Regions from separate parts of the Homo sapiens genome. Here region 2 is linked to region 1. Evidence: read pairs that join two places in POLR2A ChIA-PET (ENCODE). Cell type or tissue: A673. All regions are shown on one strand.

The links. Peaks named below come from ENCODE experiments on the same cell type or tissue, not always from the same donor. Only the 100,000 strongest peaks of a DNase experiment are listed, where the experiment ranks them.
Region 2: POLR2A ChIA-PET joins it to region 1 with 6 read pairs; 5 of 35 experiments call an interaction of 5 or more read pairs at or near these places.

The regions. Positions count from the first base shown.
Region 1 is chr12:96,363,629-96,366,128 of GRCh38, reverse strand. All of the region lies in intron 1 of CDK17 (cyclin dependent kinase 17), which reads left to right. Among named protein-coding and RNA genes, the nearest start is that of CDK17, 36 kb to the left of the region's middle. In A673, no CTCF peak of the experiment used is centred here; no DNase peak of the experiment used is centred here.
Region 2 is chr12:96,207,879-96,210,378 of GRCh38, reverse strand. All of the region lies in intron 1 of ELK3 (ETS transcription factor ELK3), which reads right to left. Among named protein-coding and RNA genes, the nearest start is that of ELK3, 15 kb to the right of the region's middle. RefSeq lists an enhancer at 1-277. In A673, a CTCF peak has its summit at 1,092 (motif pointing left); no DNase peak of the experiment used is centred here; H3K27ac peaks cover 746 bases.

The DNA.
Region 1 (2,500 bases):
AGGCTTTTTGGCCTTCCCGGTGTCTGAAATCTCTTCTCAGAAGTGTTGAAATGTAACCAGCAGTAGAAAAATTTTCCTTACTAATTGTGGAATTGAGTCTGGAATTTGTCTTTTGATTCTGCCAAAGGAGAGAGATTCACAGGCCTACCAAAGGAGGAAGGAGGAATGCTTATAGGTCTCCTGTAGAAGTACTATTTATAGTATTATCTGCTCATATAAACCTAGTTTTTAAAAATAAAAACTTTTTTTTAATTGAGACAGGGTCTTGCTATGCTGTCCAGCTGGTCTTGAACTCCTAGGCTCAAACAGTCTCCCCACCTCAGCCCCCCAAGTAGCTGGGATGATAGGTGCATGGCACCATGCCCAGCTTCTATAAACCTAGTTTAAAAATACGTAAGAGAAAAATCAGATAAGTTGACCTCATTAGGAAATAATTTGTCAAACACATTTTGGTAGCATAGTAAGTGAAATTTGTTAACTTTCATATAATTTGATATTGCTAAAATTGCTTTTAGGTGTAGTTTTTCTTTTGAAACAGATTATCAAGAGGGTTCTGACTATTCAAGAATATTGCTTAATTTCACAAAAATTGAAAGGAAAGGCATTTTGTGTTTCCCTCATAATCTACACATCAACCAGCTTATTTGTGTGAGGTTAGTGAAGGAACACACAGGATTTGCATTTTGTCTTATCAGGGTTTACTAAATAGTGACTCTTGGGTGAGTCTTAAGTTTTGAGCTTTTGTTTTCTCCTTTATATAATAGGAATGGTAAATTTATCTTTTTTACTTCATAGAATTGTTTTAAGAGTCAAATAAAATGATGGATGTAAAGACTCTGTAAACTCCATAAAGCTAGGTATATAGTGATGTTATTCATGTTATTTTTAAATTGATGAATGAATTATCAACTTTGTGGAATAATTATTTTAATGATTGGCATAGGGAAGATAATGTACCATTATCAAATATCTCATCTTTGAGAAAAAAGCAATTTTATTTTTATTTAACATTGAATATATATTTAAGGACAATTTAAAACTCTTTAATTTTTATGGATAAATGTACAGAAAATATTAATATAATGTATAGACATTCAGAAATTATTAGATTGGCAAACCTATTTGTGATATATATAAACAGACAAAACTTCAGTGTCTGAAAATTTCCTGGTAACCAAGTAATGCTTTTGCCAAGTTCTGCACCTTTTTTATATACCTTGATCCTGTCTCATATTTGTGAGGTCTTCCTGAGTCCTTGAATATACTTTATTGCTTTTCCATGGTGCTTGATGAAACTAAAGGTAGGACCAAATTCCCAGCCCAGTAATTTTGTTTTCAAGGAAATTGTTGAAGTTCATTTGTGAAACATAGAGAAAAATATTTTCTGTTTTTAGGGACTCAAGTAAAGAGCAAGCCTATGGAAGTGATTTCCTGTAGTATGTGCCGTATTTCTTGATGGTACTCAGCTGAGAGTGGTTGTTGTAAGGAGGATATATTTAAAGCACAAAGGAGAAAACGATGGGAAAAGAACAGAGCAGCCAAAAACCAAACAGAACACAGCCAAATGATTGAACATAAGTATGATTGGAGTCCTCAATGAAATGGATAGGGGGAAGGACATGAAAAGATGATTGGCGACATTAGTCACCAGGAATATGCAAATTAGAATTATGGTGATATACTGTTCATCAGAGTGGCTAAAATTTAAAAGGTAATACCTGTGTTTTTGAAGATCTGGATTGCTGGAACACATTGCTGGTGGGAATACAAAATGGTGTGGCCATTTTGGAAAACCAGGAATTCTTTAGAAAGTTAAACATACATCTGCCATGTGACTCAGCAGTTTTACTCAGGTATTTTACCCAACAGAAAGGAAGACATTTGTCCATAAAATGATTATACAAGAATGTTCATAGCAAATTTAATTACAGTATTGAAAAACTGAAAACAACCCAATGTTTGTTAACAAGCAAATGAGAATGTGTCATATCCATATAGTGGTGGAATACTCTTAGGCAATAAAAATAAAGAAACCACTGATACACAGAACAACATAGATTAATCTCAGAATTCTTATGCCAAGTAAAGAAGTTACGTGTATAAGAGTACATATCCTTATGTGATCCAGTTTATGTGAAATTCTAAAGAGGATTATGCTGTAAGGGACTGAAAGACAGAAGTTGCTAATGGGGCTACTTGGTTGCCTTCTCGCACTGTGAACCTCTAGCATTTTGAGATGTGTAAAGTTCAAAAAACAGTATTTATGTGTTTGTTTGTTTTGAGACAGAGTCTCGTTCTGTCGCCCATGCTGGAGTGCAGTGGCATGTCTCAGCTCGCAGCAACCTCCACCTCCCAGGTTCAGGCAGTTCTCCTGCCTCAGCCTCTAGAGTAGCTGGGACTACAGGCACATGCCACCATACCCAGCTAATTTTTTGTATTTTTTTTAGTACAGACAGGCTTTCACTGTGTTAGCTAGGATGGTCTTGATCTCCTGACCTCA
Region 2 (2,500 bases), 160 kb after region 1:
AAGGTCCCTAGTACCCAGCAGTGCCTCCAAAACTTTCCTTTAAAAAGAAACACCTCTAGGGAAGCCTGTTTCAGGTTCTAAGAAAGCAGTGTTTAGGATTTCATGGAGGACCACAACATGCCCCGAAAAAAACAGGCTGTTCCGCAGTCAGTGAAACTTACTAGGATCTTACAAACTGTCTTTCAGTTTGAGCTTTAAATTAATGAGCTCTCAAATCCCCAGTGGGCATCTGGCCCCCCGACCCTCATACTACTTTTGATTCTTATGTTTCAGAGGCCTTTGCTTGAATGGAAAATCTTTTCCCCAAATTTTTGTACTATTAATATCAATACAATTCAATCCTGTGTACAACAGAAAAAAAGTTGGGGGAGGTCAAGATAAACAAATCCTCATTGCAGCCAAAACCTTAAAAAGTTGTGTGATCTTCTGTGCCTTGGTCAAATGTAGGAAAAAAAAAAAAAAGGAGAAAAAGTCGTGTGAGCTACAGCAGGGATGTTAACTTCTGTATTTCAACCTTCTCCTCTGTAGAAGGGGTAAAGTCAGTCTTATCCTTTACATACTATCAAACTAAAAGACTTCTTGAAAGTATTTGAAAGTAAAAATATGTAATCCTTTTGATCAGTACACTGTATAAATGATCTTTATAATAAGGATGGAACAATGTCTTCAGCTTTAAAGACAGCCTTGACAGAAGTATTTTCTTAAATCTATGGTTGTCAATGTAAGAAAATGTTTATTTACTTACTTTAAGATGGTGTTACAAAAATCAAAATAAAGGAAATCTTACAGACCACTTCCACTAGAATGAAACCCTAATCTTTCTGATAAACTTGAAAGATTTTCTGTGCTAAAGAAGAAGCTGATGAAAGTCGAAAGTATTTACCCAGTGCAATGAGAACCTTTTTGCATGGATACAAAATGATGGCGGTTTTTCCACATCCAGAAACTGAAACATTTCCTGCCAGAGCATCCTCCAACTCTTCTATTGTGTTGAAACTGTAAAATCTTTCTAAATCAGGACTTCCTCCTATTATGCTTTAGAGGCGTCTTTCTGGGAAGGGTAGATCCAAGGCAAAAGGTAGGAATTCCTGCAGCACCACCCAGTGGAAACATTACAAAAAAAAAAGCAAGATAAAATATGTTTAATAAAAGAAAATCTCATGTGTTAGCTCCTCTCTCAAACTCTTTTTGCATCGATGGCATCCTGCAATCTGTTGTGCTTACAAATGGCCTTTAACATCACGTCTGCCCTGTCTCTGTTTTGCACGTGTGCACACACGCTGCACCACGGCAGGGTCAGGAAGGATGGTGCAACCCTGGGGAGGAAGGGGTCCCAGGTGGGGTCAGGTGTGGGCTGTGACATCACCCCTTCCTCTCAGAAGGATCCCCAAGGGATCCTGGGGACCGGGAAGTCTGCACAGCTGTGCTGGGCACCCCAGTCCTGATGCAGCAATGAGTGTTTCCTGGCAGAGAGGTGCCCAACCATCTGTGCACCTTCCCCTTTCCCTGGCCCAGCTGCACCTGGCCCGGGACCTCCAACATCTGCACAGCCATTCTACCTCCCTGGTTCTATCTTGGAGAGAGTTATAGAGCCTCTTCCTCCCCTTGCAGCTCCTTTCTCCAGTCCCTGCAAAACTCCCTCTGGTGTGAGCATGACTTCTGCTCCCCTGTCCTACCAAGGCCACAGTGCATCTCATAGGCTCCTTGGAGGTCATTTAAATCTGGTTGCACTTCATTTACTGCCTCCACCAAAACTCGTCTCTCCTCACCAGTGCCTGCTTCTCACAATGCATGACACATCAGGCTATAATTTTCTTGGGAACTGGATGAAGCAACAAGAACTCTTGACCCTCTCCCTTCCAGCTCCTTCACAGAAAGCCCTGGCAGTGGCCTGGAGAAGGAGAGACGCCATTGCATGCTCTTCTCAGGAAAACTGGGAACTTTCTTATCTTCTCTATAGAATTTAAAATAACAAAGTAAACTTAATCATTTCTGGATGGTTAAGTCACTAAAAAAACCTGCCCTCTGGCTGGGTGCAGTGGCTAACGCCTGTAATCCCAGCAATTTGGGAGGCCGGGGTGGGTGGATCACCTGAGGTCAGGAGTTCCAGACCAGCCTGGCCAACATGGCGAAACCCCGTCTCTACTGAAAATACAAAACTTAGGTGGGAGTGGTGGCGGGCGCCTATAATCCCAACTACTCAGGAGGCTGAGGCAGGAGAATCGCTAGGAGCTGGGAGGCGGAGGTTACAGTGAGCCAAGATCATGCCACTGCACTCCAACATGGCAACAGAGCGAGACTCTGTCTCAAAAAAAAACAAAAAACAAAAAACTGCCCTCTAACATCAGCCTACCTGGAAAAGTTACCTTTCTCCCTTCGTAGAGTAAATCCACTGAAACTATTTTTAATCCCTCTTTTAAATGGTACACAGATATGGCAAAGGATAACAGTTGGCTGAGCTAGACACTATTTAGAGGATACAATCAGTGTTAACACTTTA